Linked DNA regions of Homo sapiens: regions 2, 3 and 4 are each linked to region 1. The links are chromatin loops, found by intact Hi-C in ENCODE. Cell type or tissue: A673. All regions are shown on one strand. Region 1 holds the start of LOC105374106 (a long non-coding RNA gene). Region 2 overlaps ASTE1 (asteroid structure-specific endonuclease 1). Region 3 overlaps COL6A6 (collagen type VI alpha 6 chain). Region 4 overlaps LOC107986023 (a long non-coding RNA gene).

The links. A loop is a pair of places that touch in the nucleus more often than their neighbours do. Peaks named below come from ENCODE experiments on the same cell type or tissue, not always from the same donor. Only the 100,000 strongest peaks of a DNase experiment are listed, where the experiment ranks them.
Region 2: a loop joins it to region 1, with 4 times the contacts of the local background. A loop is called at or near these places in 2 of 110 quality-filtered maps.
Region 3: it touches region 1 in a loop (14-fold over the local background); 33 of 110 quality-filtered maps call a loop at or near these places.
Region 4: it touches region 1 in a loop (3-fold over the local background); 5 of 110 quality-filtered maps call a loop at or near these places.

What each region holds. Positions count from the first base shown.
Region 1 is chr3:130,274,267-130,279,266 of GRCh38, reverse strand. It overlaps LOC105374106 (a long non-coding RNA gene), which reads left to right and starts at 2,564. Exons shown (of 2, transcript XR_924479.3): 1 at 2,564-2,651; 2 at 3,292-3,834. In A673, a CTCF peak has its summit at 2,901; a DNase peak (open chromatin) is centred at 2,886.
Region 2 is chr3:131,012,624-131,017,623 of GRCh38, reverse strand. It overlaps ASTE1 (asteroid structure-specific endonuclease 1), which reads left to right. Exons shown (of 6, transcript NM_014065.4): 5 at 1,285-1,480; 6 at 3,237-3,749. The coding sequence ends at 3,567. It also overlaps a transcript of ATP2C1 not described here. Among named protein-coding and RNA genes, the nearest start is that of ASTE1, 12 kb to the left of the region's middle. In A673, no CTCF peak of the experiment used is centred here; no DNase peak of the experiment used is centred here.
Region 3 is chr3:130,536,353-130,541,352 of GRCh38, reverse strand. All of the region lies in intron 1 of COL6A6 (collagen type VI alpha 6 chain), which reads right to left. Among named protein-coding and RNA genes, the nearest start is that of COL6A6, 22 kb to the right of the region's middle. RefSeq lists a silencer at 2,117-2,186. In A673, a CTCF peak has its summit at 2,133 (motif pointing right); DNase peaks (open chromatin) are centred at 2,162 and 3,422; H3K27me3 peaks cover 527 bases.
Region 4 is chr3:130,757,882-130,762,881 of GRCh38, reverse strand. The region is part of intron 2 of LOC107986023 (a long non-coding RNA gene); the gene reads left to right. Among named protein-coding and RNA genes, the nearest start is that of PIK3R4, 14 kb to the right of the region's middle. In A673, a CTCF peak has its summit at 2,965 (motif pointing left); a DNase peak (open chromatin) is centred at 2,951.

The DNA.
Region 1 (5,000 bases):
CCATTTCTCTATACCTGTATCTCTGGGGACAGGCCTGGAAATGCTTCAGTAACAACCCCCTAATTTTGGTGGATTACAAAAACAAAGGTTTCTTTCTCAATCATATTTTGTGTCCATCATGGTCAGCTGTTGAATGATCACCGCAGGCTCTAGGCTGATGGAGAAGACTCTTTCTGTAACATTGCTGTTCTCTTAGAATGTTTTACTTTTCTAGATATGTATTCATATTGTGTATGAATAGAAACTATATTATGTCTTCCTTTCCAATTATTCTGCTTCTAAATGCTTTTTCTAATCTAATTTCATTGGTGTTTTAAGTATTTTGAGGCTATATTATTACATGAATACATATATACAATTTTTATTTTTTTTTATCATTAGGAATTGATCCTAGGCCAGCCAACTGACCAACAGACTGGTAGCTGACTAGACACATGAGCAAGCCCAGTCACAACTTTTTGAAATTAATAATTACCCCAAAACTTAGTGTTTTAAAACAACAGCCATTTATTTAGCTCAGTATTCTGTGGGTCATAAGTTTGGGTTGGGTTCAGCTGGGTGGTTCTCCTGTCCTCTGCTGGGCTTGCATCTTTTAGCTTCCTAAGAGATTAGCTAAAGAAGGAATGCTTTTGTTTGCAGAACTTAGAGAGACGATAAAGGGGCAAGTAATGTTTCTCTCCTCTCCAGTCTCCTCAGACAGAAAAGACCAAAGCCCAGAAAAATAGAGTATCTTCTATGAAGTCACCAGGAAAGCTGCGGAGGGAACCAGATGCTGAATTCACATGCCCCAGTCTTGGTATTTCCCATAACACCGTAATCCCAACATTGACTCTCCAGCTGTATTACAAATATACCTTTGAGATTATTCAAAAGTTAAACGAAGAATCCACCATGAGATCACAAGAGGTCAGAAATTAAAGGAAGAACCATAAATAGTACACAGTCAGCATGATCTCCACTCAGGAGAGCTTGGGGAAAATCCCTGTATGCATTTATACATTTTGATACATGGCTGGGAACCAAGTTCTGAGCCTACCAATCGCAAACCCTCCACTTTTCTAGGATCAGTGAAATCCACTACATGTTTAAAAGTGCAAAGCAGTCAATTCACGTAATGATTAAAACCCTTAAACTTTGCAGAGCGAACCAAGCAGATGCCAAATCAGTTCAAAACACATTTTAATTCTAATTTTAGGCTACCAATTGAATCATGGTGTAAGATTTGATGCCACTTGAACTTTCTGGGTCTCAATTCTTTCATCAGATAAATTAATATCCCCAAAGCAGTGCAAGGTTATAATTAATGAAATAACAGATCCAAGGAGGAATTTAAAAACACATGAACCTTTTTACAATTGACTGATGGAGGCAGATGCCCTGGTGTCTGAAACAAATGCAGAACAAAAATAAATGCAGAATTACTAAGCAAAAAGTTGTTCTAGAGCAAGAGATATAGAAGGCAACCAACTGTTGGGGTGGCTGTGGGGCATTTCTAACAGTCTGAAAACTGGCAGGGAGTTTAAATATCAGAACTAAAGGGAGAAGTGTCAGGCCCTGTCCTGGGGAGGGGATTCCAAGATGAAGAGGCTCATGGCCTAATAAGGAGACTAATTGGCAAATGGTGTAAAATGGAGGGAAAAGGGCAAAAAGATAAGGGTATACAAGGCAGCCTATAGGAGCTACTGATTAATTCTTTCTTGAAAGGGGGCAATGGGAGATGTTTTCCTGAGAGGCAATGAGAGCTGAGCTGGGTTTTGGCACAGATAATGGATATGGTACATAATAGATGCCTATTAAATATTTGTAAATAAATTAAATAAAGGCATTTCCCACAAAAGTATCACCAAGGGCAACAGCATAGGTGAATGGAATATGGCGTTTCCAGGAAATGGTATTGCTCAAATGAAAAGTTGGAGGGTCAGAACAACCGCCACCATAGGTGAGGCTAGAGATGAATGCAAAGGCTAGATCTCTGAGAACTTGCACAAATGATTTTCGTTGTGTCCTGTTGGATTTTGGAAGCTAGGGAAATTTGAAAACAATGCAAAAAGACATTCCAGGTAAAGGAACTATGATGAGTGTGGTTTGTGCTCTGCAGTTCCTGCTTCAAGGAAGAACTTGTTGCCCCACCTGCTAGGAGTGCTGTGAGCAGAAAGGCTTCAGCTGGTCGACTTTAGAGCCTGCCACAGTTTCAGAGCTGCCACGTCCACAGGTATGCCCTTCTGGGTGATGGAGGCAGGGGATACAGACCCAGCCAAGTTAGCCCACACTGGGGTAACTCACACAAGCCCACTTAGGTCCAGAGATCCCTGTGGGGTTGGCCGAGGCTGCCATCACAACTGACCTGCACTGCAGTTCAACTTCTCTTTCAGTCCACTCCTACTTCCACCCAGGCCAGAACCACAGGGGTGGGGTGGGGTAGGGTGGGGTGGGGTGGGGGTGGGGGTGGGGGCAGCAGATGGAAGAGCAGGGAATCTGAGGCAGAAATCAAGCCCATCCTCCCACCCCTGTGGCTCTGACTTTCAGAATTCTTTGGTGGCAGCTAACGGTTTGGAACAAATGCAGTATAGCTCAAGGAGCCCTGGTCTCGGGATAAAAAGGAGTTCAAGGCCAGTTTCTGTTACGGGTCTGAGCCAAGCCACATCACTTCTGTAAGATAGTTTATCCCAAAAAGGGGATGAACAATGCCAACATCCCAGATTTAGTGGTGGGGCTGGGCAAATACATGACATAACATGGGAAAGTGCTTTATAAACTGTGTATACAGTAAGAGTGGGTATGAATATTGAAACAATAGACAGTTGTTTCTGCCCTTGGCTATATTGTTGCTACCTCGGAATTTATGGAGTGTAAGGTTTATGTTGAGAGTCAGAGGACCTCCGTGAAAGGGTTATACCGCCACCTAGTAAACACAGGGAGAACTGCAGTTGGATCTCATGAATGTTCCAAGGATGTGTAAACTTTAAAATCCTAAGCTCCTACGGGCTGAATGGACTCTCTCTTGGCAAAGGGAACCCCAGAAATACCTTAAAACTGTATTCCCAGCCATGACGGGATGGAAAGTCAGACATGCCTGGTTATACCTCCTCCTTTTAGAGTTTAGACACAACTGACCAGCATTAATGTTAAAATAGGGATCATAAGACTGACAGAGGAGACTTTTCATGGCAATAAGATACCAAATTATAAACAGGACCTAAGACCATACCAGGCAAAGGGTTAAGTCACACACTCCTGCACTTAAAGAATCAACTATGTTCTAACTGCCACAAGGTTTCTCTTTTTCTCCAGCAGCTAAACAAGCACTGGCCTCCAGATAAACAGTATTAAAACAATTACAACTCATCCAGCTCACAGATGCTGATTCACTGAACCCCTGTTCCACCGACCAGAAACAGCTTTGACTGGACAAGAGGCTGAATTCAGTAACTTTCTCCTGATGAGAAGACCACCAGCCATGGACTGGTTCTTGCTGGTTTACAGAGACTGCACACCTGTGTACCTTCATGTCCTGAAAAGATCTTTTGACATAGGGGCTAGGTATAATACATTTCATCTATTCATTTCAAAATGAACATCGGTCATAAGTTACATGTATGTTTATCTAACATGCCTGTGTCAGGACCACTTTCTTGAATACTCAGCTCCTCCTGTAACTTGTTGAACATGTATGTTTAGCCAACCTTTTCAGCATAAAACTCCTACCCCAACCCCTCCTCCTTCCAAACGCCTGTCTCTGGTCTTGGCTAGAGGCAGGCTTCCCAGCCTGTGGGACAACCACCTTGCAGGCTGTAACCTTTTATAAGAATTAAAGCCTCTTCTCTTCTAAATTTATAAATTATGTTTTTTCTTAAGTTAACAAGTGGGGACAATCAACACACTTGAATGTTTCTTCCCAATGATCTTCTTATTATTGAAACTTTGCCTTGGTGTTCCCAACTCCTGGACATAGGAAGGGAAGAATGGGAATAAGAAATAGAAAATAAATCACAGTTCAAATCAAATACCATCCTCAGGATAGATCACTTTGGCCATTTTATGCTCAGGCAGCTGAAGTTATGCCTAAAACAGAGAAATGCATATACCCATTCATATGATGAGCAGCTCTGTGGCAGGATGGAGCATCTGCCATTTAATTCCCGTCAAAAAATCAGTTGCTTGTACTGTGTTAAGGAAGAAAAAGAAGATAGTATATTCATTCATTAGAAAAAGCCTGGATTATATCAAAACGGTTACCTTTGGGAGAAAAGATTATAGGTGATCTTTATTTTTTCCATGTGCATTTCTGTGTCTTATAGATTTGCTACCATGAACACAGTCATCCTTTTGTGATCATATTAAAATGATTGTTATAAAAATAGAATTTAAAATGTGCTTCTTTGAACATTTTGTATAAAGCTGATTCCATCCCACCTGCTATGTCACCAGACTGTGTGGAGAAACACACAGATTATAGCAGTCACACTTACAGAACCAGGAACTTACCAGAGAGCAACTCCATCCTGTGTCCCTGGGGGAAAACCAGCTGCTTGTGATCAGTTATGGACTGAATGTTTGTGTTTCCCCAGAATTCATATGGTCGCCTAATGTGGCTATAGTTGTATTTAGGGCCTTAGGAGGTAATTAAAGTTAAATGAGGTCATACGAATGGTCCCTAGTCCAATAAGAGTGGTGTGCTTATAAGAAGAGACACCAGAGGCAGGTGCAGTGGCTCATGCCTATAGTCCTAGCTACTCAGGAGACTGAGGCAGGAAGATCATTTAAGCCTAAGACATTGAGGCTAGCCAAGGCAATATTGGTATAGTGAGGCCCGTCTCAAATGAAAATAAAAAAAAAAAAAAAAAAAGGCACCAGAGAGCTTGGGTCTTTTCTCTCTTGCTGTCTTTATGAGCATGCACTGAGGAAAGGCATGTGAGGACCCAACGGGAAGGTAGTCATTTGCAAGCCAGGAAGAGTGCCCTCTGTGCTGCGATCTTGAACTTCTAGCCTCCAGAACTGTC
Region 2 (5,000 bases), 740 kb before region 1:
AAACACTGGGACACTTTAATACTTCAGTGGAATATCCTCTTTAAAGATTATGAATGCTCTAACACTGTATAAACATGCATAATAATTATACTCTGGAATAGTACTATCTAATATGGTGGCTACTAGCCACACATGGCCAAAGTTAAATTCCATTTAAATTAAAAATTCAGCTTTTCAGTCACACTAGCCACACTTCAAGTGTCAGGTAGTTACATATGGCTATAGGCTAGCCTACTGTATTGGACAGCACTGCAGAAAGTTCTATTAGATCGTGCTACTCTAGTTTACTATTTTAATAAGTTAGATAAAAGAATGAAACAGCATGGATTCCTGTTTCTAAAGTATTAAGGCTCAAGCTTGACAGCTGTCAGAGGGACTGTTGTTATATGACAGCCAACTTAACACAAAACAAATCAGTTAAGTCCCACTGCTGCTTTATGAACACAGGTTTAGAGTATTTCCTCTGATTGAATAATAAATACAGTATAAGAAAGCTCTCAGAGCACAAGCCTATTAAGTTTTTACCTGAGTCCAAGAGAAGGGGCATGTCAAGGGTCTGTTTCTTTTCTTTTAGGAAATGTGGACCCTGTACCCAGGCAGGCTCAGTGTCTTGCTCCTCGCTAGTTGGTAAAAGGTGGGCCTCCTTTTTATTATTTTCAAATTGGTCCAGATGTTATTTTGTGCACCCCTGCCCAAACAAATCTGTAGAAACTTACAGCTAAAAACACACAACATTCCTTATTTCCTAGGATTGTTGCTTCTTGCCCCTTATCCTCTACTATGAAAAGAAAATGATTATTTGCCAAATTCTCCAAGTCATACTTTAGCTTCCTCCTATAAAACACAGAGGTCAAAATGTGTTTTGAACACACAGGTTGTTTCTTTAACACAAATGCACCACAGCTTGGGAGTTTCGGTGAAAGAGAACAGTAAAGAGAATAATATTTAATAGTCATTTGTATTTTTCATAGACACAGATTTAGGGTTTAGAGAATTCAAATGCAGACATGTTTATGGTCAGGTAGTAGACCAGTGGAAAAGATCTTATTTCAGGGAAAAAGTAAATTCCGATGGGTTGAATAAAGTTAGGTCATCATTAAAAAGACAGTTCAGTATCAATATTTCAATTTATACAGCAAGGCATTTATGAAGCCAGAAGAGAAAAACATCTTAGTTTTTTTAAATTAATTTCTTTCTTTATAGAATTTGTAGTATATGTGGAGAAAATGAAAAGCTGTTACAGTGCTTTTAGAAATACTGCCCTTGGGCTGTTTCTTTATTTAGGTAAGGAAGAGCTGCAGGAAGATGGTGCTAAGATGTTGTATGCAGAGTTCCAAAGAGTGAAGGCGCAGACACGGCTGGGCACAAGACTGGACTTAGACACAGCTCACATCTTCTGTCAGTGGCAGTCCTGTCTCCAGATGGGGATGTATCTCAACCAGCTGCTGTCCACTCCTCTCCCAGAGCCAGACCTAACTCGGTAAGCACCATGGGAAACTTTAGTTCAGATGGAAGCACACAAAAGTAAATACAGTATTTTCACTTATATTTAAAGCAACAAAGTTACTTAAAAAAAAAAACCAAAACAAAAAAAAACTAATCTTAATGTAATTGATTTTGAGTCACTGTTACAGCTGAAGAGCTGGAAACGGGAAAAATATTAAATTATTTCCATATTCTCAAAGAATGTTTCCATGATTCAATCCAATTTTAAAAAATCAGTTCCTTTAAGTAATACATTAATATGTGGGAGAGGGGAGGCAATCATTGGTAGGATACAACTCTCTCCTTTCCTCTCAGTCTTTAAATGTCACTTTGTAGAGCCTTTTTCTGATAACCCACCCTAGTGAGACACACTGTCTACCCTCATTCACTCTAGTCCTGTTACTCTATTTTTTTTTAATTGCATTTCTTACCACTTGGCATATGGCTTACTCATTCATTCAGATATTAAATGCCTACCCTGTGCTAGGGTGTAGGGACAAAAACAGAATCTCAGCTCTAATGGAGCTTTCATTCTAAGTGAGATGATGAGTAGATGCCCAAGTGAACTTAACCTAGGATGTTTGCTTTACCAGGCAAGAAGGACAATAAGGGAGTTGAGCCTATGTGCCACAGAGTAATTATAATGTTTGTCTGTGGAGTTTAAGCTGGGTATGATAAAAAGAAGTGACAGCAGCAGTAGGGTGTGGAGCAGTGAAAAAAGTGATAGGATCAATGGATTGGACATCTTGGTAATTGACCATCCAGGAGGTACTTGAGGGAGAGATGAAGATAAAAAGGAGATAGATTGTGTTTTGTTTGTCTCTCCACTCAGATGTAAACTCTGTGGGGGGAGGGGCTTGTCTATTTTATTTGCTGTTGCAGCCCCAGTGCCTTCAATACTTTGAATGAGGATATATGGACGCATACAAAATATGGTGGGACTTTACATGTTTCAAGGTAAAAAGCCTCCTGGCAGTAAACAGTGTTGTTAATATATCTCTGGGCCTTATATCTGAGCTAACACAAATAAGACTAATTGGCCTTTGACCCCTGGATTCTTTATTTCTTTCGTTTAATAATTTAAGGCCATTCTTGACTGGATCCTCTTTAGTTACCACAAATCCTTTTAAAACAAAACAGGAAATGCAAAACAAAACAGTTCTCTTAATAATGATTTAAACAGCAGGATTGTTCTTGAATCTTAGCATAACCAAGGCTTTTTACACAGAGATGTTACACTGATTAAATGATGGTTCTACATGGATTGCTAAGGTACCAGTTTATCAGCTTTGTCCATAATAAACTTGTGGATTCCAATTAATCCCATCTTCTATTTGTGAAGTAGGTTTTTAGTCTCAGTGAATGACCTTGCAAATGATGCCAATAAATTTTCTCATATTCTAACAAACTGCCTGTTTGGTTTATCAGGGTCCTTTTAAATTCCTTTTCTTTAAAATTAAAGTGTTTGTTAAAGACACCTGCTCAGTCTGGGGCTAGCTGCAAAACCACTAAGCATGCATCACGTAATTTGTTGATGAAAAGTTTTTAAGTATCACCAGCAAAGAATCTTTGTCATACCAGCTCAGTTCCTTCCTTCAAAGAACAGATTATTCTTAAGTAATTTCGATAATATTATAGAGCAATAAGAGCTCTCATTGTTTAGATGCATTTGTTGAAGCTATGTCAATGGTAGTTATCCTGTTGCACTGAATTACTTCTTTAACAACATACTTTTTTCTTGCTTTGAACAGACTGTACAGTGGAAGCCTGGTGCACGGACTATGCCAGCAACTGCTAGCATCGACCTCTGTAGAAAGTCTCCTGAGCATATGTCCTGAGGCTAAGCAACTTTATGAATATCTATTCAATGCCACAAGGTCATATGCCCCCGCTGAAATATTCCTACCAAAAGGTAGATCAAATTCAAAAAAAAAAAGGCAGAAGAAACAGAATACCAGCTGTTCTAAGAACAGAGGGAGAACCACTGCACACACCAAGTGTTGGTATGAGGGAAACAACCGGTTTGGGTTGTTAATGGTTGAAAACTTAGAGGAACATAGTGAGGCCTCCAACATTGAATAAAACTCAGTTTGCATCAAACTAGATGTATTTAATATAATCCTTACTTAAAATTCTTCCGTTACCACCCTTGAAACAATTAGCTTTTTCTTTAGGACTGACCTGTTAGGGGATAAACATCACAATAATCTGAATTCCAAGTTATTTTGTATTTTGTTTTTAATAAATACAACCTGATTTAAGAAGCTTCTGTATTTCTAAATATGTTTGAAACCATGTTTATACTTCTCATGTTCCATTTCAGCAAGTTAATGGTAATATAGTCTATATGCTTTAAATTGCAGCAATTTAGCCAGCTACATTCTCAGAAAGTAGAAGTCTCACTCAATTATTGCCTTTAAGTAGCAGCTGGTTATCATTTCAAAAAGTTTTAAAAACAGTTTCCTCTTTGTACTTTAGTATGAAGTCTGGCCAATGAAAGTTAGAAGTGAGGATGCCAGACAGAAAACTGTCTCTACTAAAAGTAAGTACTTAGTCAATGAGACCATGACAGGATTGAAGAGCACTTTAGGTGCACTCCAGGTTTTAAAGGAGAAGTTGAAACTAATGGCTTCAGCCAAATAAGAAACAGCATCCTGAGCTGTTAGACCTGGAGAAGGAGGAAACAGTGAGAAGTGAAAATATCAAGAGATATATGCAGCAATACCAGACCCTATGCCCTCTTTATACTACAGATTTTGACCCATTAATGAGATGTGAAAGTATTTAATGAGTCATACCCAGCATTTTTTAATGAAAAAGTTAGAATGGAAAATATCAGATATACATATCATGTATTAGGTGATTGTGTAAAATATATTCCTTACTGTGGACTGTAGGGAAGAAGTTTAAAAGGTACTGCTCTGGAAAATACTGCCAAATAGAGGCTGCTAAAATTAGAAATACCCAGAGTTCTGAAAGTGCCGGCCAGTTCCAAATGAGAACTTGAAAATAAAGAGAACCAAGTAGAATAAATGCATTGGGCAAGATCTGAAAATATACTCAACCTTCATTTTACTTGTATTCATACAAATTGTGTTCTTCCTTCTGTACTCTCCCACTGGTATATTCCATCAGGAATAGCCCTAAAGGTAGCTTTAAAGCTGCCATTTTGAGCAGGCCTATGTACAGTTCCTAATATCTGATAAACAATTTTCTTTACTTTACTAGAATTACCATACTCTTAGAGAAATAAGCCCAGCATCAGCCAGTGTCAAACACACACCTGCCAAGTGTTGACTTTTACAAAAGGCACAATAAATCATTTGCCCCTAGAGTATTCAACCCTAACAATTACTTTGTTAAATAAGAGTTCTTGAAATAAGGAAATTTTTATTATTTTCAGAGGATTGCATGGGAGTTCCTCAGTAAGGTTATTTTTATAACCTTACTAACAACCATCTCCAAAGAGATGGTTACTCCCAGAAGAATCAAGAAAAGAGTAGTCAAGTACATCT
Region 3 (5,000 bases), 260 kb before region 1:
TGGAATAGTATTCAGCACTAAAAACTATCAAGCCATGAAAAGACATGGAGGAAACTCAAGTGTTTATTGCTAAGTGAAAAAAGCCAATCTGATCACTGTGGCTCTGATTTTCATTTCTCCAATGATCAGTGATCTTGAGCTTTTTAAAAATATGTTTGTTGGCTGCATAAAAGTCCTCTTTTGAGAAGTGTCTGTTCATGTCCTTTGCCCACGTTTTAATGGGGTTGTTTTTTTCCTTGTAAATTTGTTTAAGTTCCTTGTAGATTCTGGACATTGGATTCCTCAAAGACCTACAACCAGAAATACCATTTGACCCAGCAATCCCATTACTGGGCATATACCCAAAGGAATATAAAAAAATCTATTATAAAGATATATGCACACATATGTTCACTGCAGCACTATTCACAATAGCAAAGACATGGAATCAACCCAAATGCCCATCAGTGATAGACTGGATGAAGAGAACTGGTACATATACACCATGGAATACTATGCAGCCATAAAAAGAAATGAGATTATATCCTTTACAGGGAAATGGATGAAGCTGGAAGTCACTATCCTCAGCAAACTAATGCAGGAACAGGAACCCAAACACCTCATGTTCTTACTTATAAGTAGGAGCTGAACGATGAGAACACATGGACACAGGGAGGGGAACAACACACAATGGAGCCTGTTGAGGGAGGGTGGGGTCAGGGAGGAGAGCATTAGGGAAAAGAGATAACGCATGTTGGGCTTAATACCTAGGTGATGGGTTGATAGATGCAGCAAACCACCATGGCACATGTTTACCTTTGTAACAAACCTGCACATCCTGCAATGTATCCTGGAGCTTAATTAAATTTTTTAAAAAAGAAAAAAAGGGCAGAGCACAAAGGATCTGTAGGTCAGTGAAATCATTCTGATACTATGATGGTGAACACATATCATTATAAATTGTCTAAACACATAGAATGGACCACATGAAGAGTAAACCCTAATGTAAATTATGGACTTTGGGTGATGATGTGCCAGCGTAGGCAGGTTCATCAATTGTGACAGATATCCCACGCTGATAGAGGATATTGATAATCAGGGAGGCTATGTATGTGTGATAGAGGATATATGGGAAATCTGTCCTTCAGCTCCGTTTTGCTGTGATGCTAAAACTGCTCTAAAAAAGTCGTCTATTTTTAAAAAGGAAATAACCATAAGGGTCAGGATAGTAGTTACATAGGATGTGGGGGGCAGAGAGAAAGGACTGAAAATAAACTCATTGTAGATATGTTATTATCAACATTCCAGTTTTCATGTGGTAGAGGTTTATGGTTTATTATTAACAAATAAGCAAATAAATAGAACCTCTTGCAAGGACCCATAAATGAGTATGTAATGAACTGTGGGTTAGAATTAACCCAATTCTATGTACCTGAAATCCAATAAATGTATATTTTTAAAAAACTCAAAATTTTTAGAATTAAATACTGTTGAAGGAAAGAGATCAGGCAATTAAGCCTCCAGTTCATTTAAATGCTGACAGCAGGTATGAAACAATTGCAGGGAGTATTTGTCCCACTGAGATGGTCATCTGTAATAAGTTTTGTATTAGTGTGGCAGGAAACAAGGAAGTGAAGAGCATATTTTGATCAAAAGAACCTTCCTTGAGCCCATAATTTTTCATGGTGTACTGCAGAACCCAATTAAAGGAACTCAAAGAAATAAATTTTTTTTTTTTTTTGAGACGGAGTCTCGCTCTGTTGTCCAGGCGGGAGTGCAGTGACGCGACTTGGCTCACTGCAACCTCCGCCTCCCGGGTTCACGCCATTCTCCTGCCTCAGCCTCCTGAGTAGCTGGGACTATAGGCGCCCACCACCACACCCGGCTAATTTTTGTATTTTTAGTAGAGACGGGGTTTCCCTATGTTGGTCAGGCTGGTCTGAAACTCCTGACCTCTTGATCCACCGGCCTCGGCCTCCCGAAGTGCTGGGATTACAGGCGTGAGCCACCGCGCCCAGCCCAGAAATAAAATTTCATCAATGAAAAACCACCTAGCAATAACCATAATCTCTGTGGCTGACACTTCTTAGTTGTTCACCAAAAATTAGTGCTGCCCATTCCACATTGAGAAGTTGTCACTGAGCCATGGCGGCCAGCAGGGGGCTATATTTTCTAGCTCCACTTGCAATGGCTAAATGAGTGCCAGCCAATGCAACCTCAGCAGAAATTCCCACAGGGGGCACCTCAATCTTTCTTCCCCTTCTGATTGGCTGGAATGGAGACAATCTCAAGCACCAAATGTTGAGGATGGCAAGGTTACTCTCAGCATGGGGACCTGAATGGCTGTGTGGACAGGGGCCACCCCATGAATGTGTTTACAGACCTACTTCTGTTAAATCAGTAATAATTTAACTTACTATTGTGTGTGCATCAGTATACATTTTTAGGTTTATTAGCTACAGCAGCAAGCATTACCCAATGTAGCCTCTAGCACCTATGATTGTAGGATAGCATGAAATAGTAGAGATAGGAGAGAAATTCTGAGCAGGGGATAGGAGGTGTGGGACAAATTCGAGGCACAGGCAGAATCACTCCACTGAAAATGACTTGGCAATACTGAGCTCACACTCCAATTATACTAGGATCCACCTGTAAGGCTGTGTAGGCTAGTAGTTAAACTCATGGATTCTGGCATCAGACTGCCTAATTAAAATCCTAGTTCTATAGCCCACAAACTGCATGACTAGGCAAGTAATTTAATTGCTTTGAACCCATTTCTCATCCATAAAATGGTGTTAGTAACCACATCCACTTCAAGGAATTGTTTTGGGGGTTAAATGAACTGATGTGTGTAAACGAGTTGGCACAGTATCTTCTTTGCAGCAGATACTAAGTAAATGTTAGCTGTTGTCATTATTTTTATTTTTGTTGCCATCTTTACAATGGGACAGCTTGTGAGTAACCTAGAAAAGGCACCGCCTGGCAAGGAACTTTATTTACTCTCTCTCCTAAAGTCTTTCCTTATCACATTTTCAACTCTTAACATGTCTACAGGCTTGTATAACATTTGCTTAGGTATAATATTTTGCAGATTTCCAAGTCTTTTCACAGCCATTATCTCCCTGAACCCTGAGAGTACCCCTGTAAAGTAGGTATAATTTTTTATTCATTTTTTACAAGGGAAACATCTAAGTCTTGGCAAAGTTGAGCATTTCCTCAGGTCACAGCCAGTCCTGCTGATCTGAGTCCAGTGCTTTTTCCACTATATCATATTGCTTTCCTTGAGGCAAAGCTTTGCATGCTATCCAGTTCTCTGCAGATGAAGGAATTTTATCTAATGTGTTAGAATGTACCAGATAATCTGTGTGTAATTATCTTTCACTGGAAATTTCTTTAAGTTGTCTTCTTTCTCAATGAATGGATACCAACTGCTGTGAATTTCTGCCATTGACAGCTAATCCCATTAAGTCTGAATAGAGGCTCTGTATCTCCAAGTTGCTGTTTTTCTGTATTTGACCAAGATACAAAAGGGCAGCCATACTGACACAATTTATAACGGCCAATAATGACATCAGCTAGTCTGAAATCTGTCCAGCAATACCCAAAGGACTAGAGAGGTAATAAAATATTTGGTCACTGATAAAATATTCATTACAGCTAAATCAAAAGCATGCATGGCAGGAAAAATGAGGTTTAACTGGTACTCTTGAATATCCCAGCAGCTAAGCCCAAAGTAGACATTCAACAAATATCTGCTAATTGTTGACCACCTAAGTTTTAGGCTTGGAAAAGCAAAACACAACTAAAGAGATTCACACAGGGTAGCATTTGAAAGCTAGCATGGATTTTCTCTATTAGCTCAAGTATTAAGTACCTTTGAAAAATAGTCTGACCTTGCATTGAGCAAACTAAGTAGAGAGAAACTCATAAGATCCCTGGGCTGACTGGCTACAGTTGGTGGGGTGTGGGGGTGTTTCTGGAACGAATAACAGCTACTACTGAGCACTACTAAGTGCCAGCCATTATTCTAAGAGCCACACTTAATTGTCTCAACAACCCGATGAGTACCAGACCCACTTTACAGATGAGATTGAGTTAGAGGGTTAAGTAGCTTGCTGAAAGTCACACAGCTATTAATTGATAGAGCTAGAACAAACTAATCAATCAAATGTGAATGTAGTGTCCCTAACTGTGTTAAGGGAAACAGACAATCTAATTGCTGAGCTGTAACAAATACACTAAAAAATAATTAACTGTTAAATAATGCACAGTTGAATATGACTGCCATCTCAGTAAGTGGTACCACTACTCACCAAGTTTCCTCAGCTAGAAACATAGGAATAATTAACTCATCTCCTTTCACATCCCTGAGCAGACACTGTTAGTTTTACTTAAAAAAATTAGATCTCAGATCCAGCCATTCGTCAATACCTTTTTTACTTCCACCTTAATCTAAGACACTATCATCTCACCTGAATTCTAGCAAAAGCTTTCTAATTGGACTCCTTGCTTCCACTCTGGCCAATTACATATTATTCAAGTGTGCTTCATTTTAAACTAAAAATGAGATAGTTTCACATCTACTCAAAACCCCTTTCCATGTTCATCAGGGCCTTCCATGGTCTAGGCCCTATTAATCCTCTGACTTCATCTCCTTCCTCTCTCTCACCACTCCAGCTGCACTGATTTCACTTTTCCTTGAACAGGACATGCTTGTTCTACCTGAGGGCCTTCACAGTTTCTGCTACTTTGGTTTCCTTAGATGTGTGTTTAAATATTACATCCTTCTTAAAGGGACGTTTGGTTAGCACCCTATTGAAAATAATTTCCCCTTCTCTACCCGTCTACTCCCAATCACTATTATTTCTCTTCAGAGGACTTGTCTTCGTCAGCGAATCTATTGTGGTAATATTTGTTTCCTTGCTTATGGTCTTTCCTCATAAGAATGTGAGTACCACAAGGGCAGGTATGTGTTTTTGCAGGCTGCACCCTGGAGTCTGGAACAGTGCCTGACCCACTGT
Region 4 (5,000 bases), 480 kb before region 1:
CCTCACCCTGTAGCCACTACCACCACAGGCCCACTGGGAGTACTAACGGGCTACTGCTGATGTTCACTTATGGTCCAAGCACTATTCAGTCAGTTTGTGGTAAATGCTGCCAGGCCTAGGACTCACCCTTAAGGGAAATGTGCTCTCCAGTGGTCCAGGGTGGGTCCAGAAATGCCATCCAAGAGCCAAGGCCTATAATTGGGAACCCCAAGAGACTACTTGGTACTCTACCTGACTGTGGCCGAGCTGGTACCTAATGTGCAAAACTAAGCCCCCTTTAGTTTTCTTTCTGTTTTTCTCAAGCAGGAAGAGTCTCTCACCGTAGCCACTACAGTTGGGAATGTGCTGGGTCTCACCTGAATCCAGCTCATCTCAGAGTCTTACTCAAGGCCCCTGGTATACTACCTGGGTATCACTGTTGGTTATTTAGGGCTGAAGGGCTGCTTAGCTAGAAGGTGATGGATCCTGCCAGGACTGGGCCCTTCCCTTCAAGGCAGTGGGTTCCCTTCTTGCCCAGGGTGTGTCTCAACATGTTGTCTGGGAGCTAGGGCCTGGAATGGGGGCCTTATGACTCTTACCAGTGCCCTATCCTACTGTGGCTGAGCTGGCCCAATATGCACGACAAAGTCCTCTTTACTCTCCCCTCTTTTCTCCTCAAGCAGAAGGAAGGAGTCTCTTTTGGAACGTGAGCAGTGCTGCCTGAGTTTATGGGAGGAATAGCACAAGCACTCTCTTAGCCACTTCGGCTGGCTTCTTAGTAGGTGGTGTACCCCTCAAGTCCACTGGTTACGAAACCAGCTCAGCACTATTACTCTCCTAAGGGTTGCAGTCCTTGTGGCCTAGACTGTCTTTCAAGTTTATTAGGGCCCCAGAGCACTTTAGCCCGTGGTGATGAGGCTTGCTGAAACTCAAGTTCTGACCACGGGAATGGGTAATTTCCCTCTGGCTAGGGCTCATCTAGATGCTCCCTCCTTCAGCACACACTGGCTGACTTCAGCTGGGTTTTGCTTTCTGCTGTGATAGGACAGCACTGGGTTGAATGCAAAGTCTCACAGTCGCTGCTCTTTCTCTCTTGCAAGTGCACAGATTCTTTCTCTGTACCATGCAGCCACTGCCAGGGGGATGGGGGAGGAGTGGCATCGGCGATTCAAGACTGTCTTTACTACCCTCTTCAATGCCTCTTTCAGTGATATGAAGTTCAAACGTGGTACCGTGAGTGCTCGCCTGATTTTTGGTTCTTAGGAAGGTGCTTTTTGGGTGTAGATAGTTGTTAAGTTTGGTGTTCCTGTTGTGGGGGACAATCAGTGTGGAGCCTTCTATTCAGCCATCTTCCATTAGAGCTCATTTGTGATGGGCAGGTGGGTTAGGGGGACAGCTCCTCAGCTTCCTGGTCTGATGATATTTCCTAGTGGTTATCAAAAGCCTGATGTTCCAAGAATCTATCCTTGGTTTAGACACGGATTTGGGTAACTGCCACCCTTAGTTTCATAAGAATGTGTTGTCATTTACATCTGAGGTTAGAATTCAAGTAGGTACAGGAAATTCCTAACCAATTTCCTCTCTTAACTGGCCAGGTGAGGTCAAATAAATAGGGAGATGAAAAAAGTGAACAATAAGTTTATATAGTCAGAGGAAGTAGTAGTTATAGTGGAGATGTTGGTGATGATGGTGATATCGGTCATCTGGGTAACACTGATGCAGCCATGATGTAGGAATAGTAGGTGTAATCTTGACAAATGCCTGTGATGACAGTTATTGCCTGGGGCTGGCTTTTAGTTGATCTTTTTCACATGATAGGTGGGTGAGTCAGCTACTTTTAAAAGGCTAAGAACAGAGGGGACATGTATAAATCAAAATTTTATAAATTAAATATTTCCACTTTGATTCATACTATAATTTCAGAGACATTCAATCTTTATTTCTGAATGACCTTTCATTGTCAGTGATGGAGTATTTTAGCCTTAAGTTACAATGCCCTGTTGCCTCTGTAACATGTAGTTATTTTGTAAAGAAATTCCTAAATGATTACAGGAACTCATATTTAAACAATCATTTTGTAAAGAGTAATTGTCATATTTGACATATTTCTATTTTTCATCAGATGAAATTTTCTTACACTGAGAGTTCTAAGAGAAATATACTATACTATCCCAAGGCTACATAACTTGTGAGGAATAATATTTAAAAGGATTCAGAGATAACTTATTTGTATATTCCATTTTTTTTCCTTTGGGTGTTGACAGTTTATTCATTTAGGAAATGAAAAGAAATAGCAAAAATGTGATAATGATATTCTAGACATTAAAATGAGAAAAATAACATTTTGTAGCTACATGAAAATTTTTCTCTCTGGAGTTTAAAATGCTGAAGAGAATAATAGAATTATTCTCTCATCGATGAGAATAATTTCATTTACAGTCAATAAAAATATATATTCCATCACAAGCTCTCCATTGTAAATGTAAATAAGATATACTATGCAATAAATCTCTAAACAACCTACTCCAATAATTAAAATTATTTTATTTTCCTTTTTAGTATTTTTTGTCATCATCATCCTGTGATTTTTTTTGCTGAGCAATATTATATGCCTGGTTCCATGCTGGACTTTTATATATATATGATCCCTGTTAATGCTCACAACAGTCCTATGTGGTATCTGTAATTGCCTCTGGCTTTACAGATAAAGAAACTGAGACTCAAGAGATTTTAAACAACTCATCCAAGGACAGTGGTGCACAGAGGAATGACCCCAGGTCTAAGATCATGTTCTCAAATACTGCACGATATTTGACCACAAACATATGTGATTTTCAAGGAGCATCTGAAGTCATGTAAAAAAATTCCTGTAGCTGTTTTATTTATAGTAATATTATATCACAAACACTTTCCGTGTTTGCCACATAACTTCTTAATCAGACGTCCTGTGCACATTTGCTCTGAGCCTCCACTGGGGTGCACTGCCCTCTAGTGGAATTCTATTCTTCAGAAACTTTTTGCCCTCTTTCTGCCCCTAGGATAAAAAGTTGTTTTCTTGTTGCATAACTATTTATTGTTACTGCTTTATTTTAAACATGATAAAATGTTACAAGGTCTTTTATCTTGTATTCTTTAATGTAGAGAGATATGATTATTCCTATTTTGGCGGGTATGTGGAAAATAAATTGAACCCCAGAGAAATTCAGAAATGTACTTCAAGAAAGAATTCATTGTTCCTCGCGTTGAAATAAACATGGCGCCACTATTTCCTGAAGTTAACAGGATATTTAAAGCATCTCTCCTAAAATTACATTTAAAGGCTTGAGGATATGTCAAATTGTGATAGTACCAGCACTGAAAGACAAAGTAGACTCTCCTGGGATCCATAAATAACTTGGAAATATATTTAAAACACAAGAAATTCAAATAGACCAGAATTTGTTTCTGTCTGAGCTCAGGTTAATTCCTCATTTTTAAATATGTTTCTTTTTCTTTTCTTTGTTTCTTTTTTCTTTCTTTTTTTTTTTTTTTTTTGAGACACAGTCTCACTCTGTTGCCCAGGCTGGAGTACCGTGGTGTGATCTTGGCTCACTGCAACCTCTGCCTCCCAGGTTCAAAGGATTCGCCTGCCTCAGCTCCCAAGTAGTTGGGACTACAGGTGGGGGCCACCACGCCTGGCTAACTTTGTATTTTTTTATAGTAGAGATGGGGTTTCACCATGTTGCTCTGGCTGGTGTCAAACTCCTGGCCTCAAGTGATCCGCCCACCTCAGCCTCCCAAAGTGCTGGAATTACAGGCGTGAGCCACCCACGCATGGCCTAGTTTTTAATATGTTTCTAATGAATCTTTTTCACTTTGATATTGTTAAAAATCCTCACAGTATTAAAATGCATAATTGGATAGCTTTGTTTTAATTAGGAAGGACTTTGGTTAATATCGCATTGTTTTAGAGAAAGCAACAGGGATAATGTTTTTTGTTTTGCTTTGTTTTTAGTGAATTAGGCCATTATTTCTGCTACTGTTCATCAGAAAAGAAGCCCTGGGCAAAATTGCTGATGCTATCACATGGAAAAGGGCTGACATGAGTTGTAATTGCTTTGTGTGCACCCAGTGGAACATGCTGTGGAGGGGAGGGGAAAACCCTTCAGCTTCATCTTTACTAGAAAGCCAGCTCTTCAAAATTAGATGTCTTCTTGTGCTTAGTGAATGACCAATATGAAAAAGGAGAAGCAGCAAAGACAGGGTTATATAGCATGTATAACATTTAATAAAAGAGAGAATCATCCAAGACTTCCTAAGGAAATTATATTGATATCTCTGTGCTCTACATTAAAATTGTTTATTTTCTTTGAGCTTAGGTTTCAGGACAGGTAAGAGGATGGTCAAAACTAACATAAAGCAATTTTTAAGACAAATACTCTTCCAAGTAGTACACAAATAAGTTACCCACACAAGGGTAAAAAAAGACGATGGCAAAATGCCTTCAAAGTGTGGAAATGTAGGATAGGTAAAAATCATGGATTATGTATATTGATAAACTCTTTTGTTCACCGAGAATTGACATTCAGCATATTATATACGAAATGAAAATTTGCCTAGGAAATGATCTTTGCTATTTGTAGACCATGCCATATATAAATACCACATTGCAAATAAAATCTTATAGTTAGAAGACTTGTAGGAAGTTGATGTTTTCTATAGGTTCCTCCCCTTACGGTTTAATTATTCTAAATACTTGTAGAGTGTTAATATTATAAGGCAGGATTTCTCAACCTCTATTATGTTACCGATAATTCTGGTTCCTCCCCCTACAGTTTAAGTATTCTAAATACTTGTAGAGTCTTAAAATTATAAGACAGGATTTCTCAGCCTCTGTTACCGATAATTCTCTCTCTGTATGTGTGTGTGTGTGTGTGTGTGTGGGTGTGTGCGTGTGTGTGTGGGTGTGGGTGTGTGTGGGTGTGGGTGTGGGTGTGTGTGGGTGTGGGTGTGTGTGGGTGTGGGTGTGTGTGGGTGTGGGT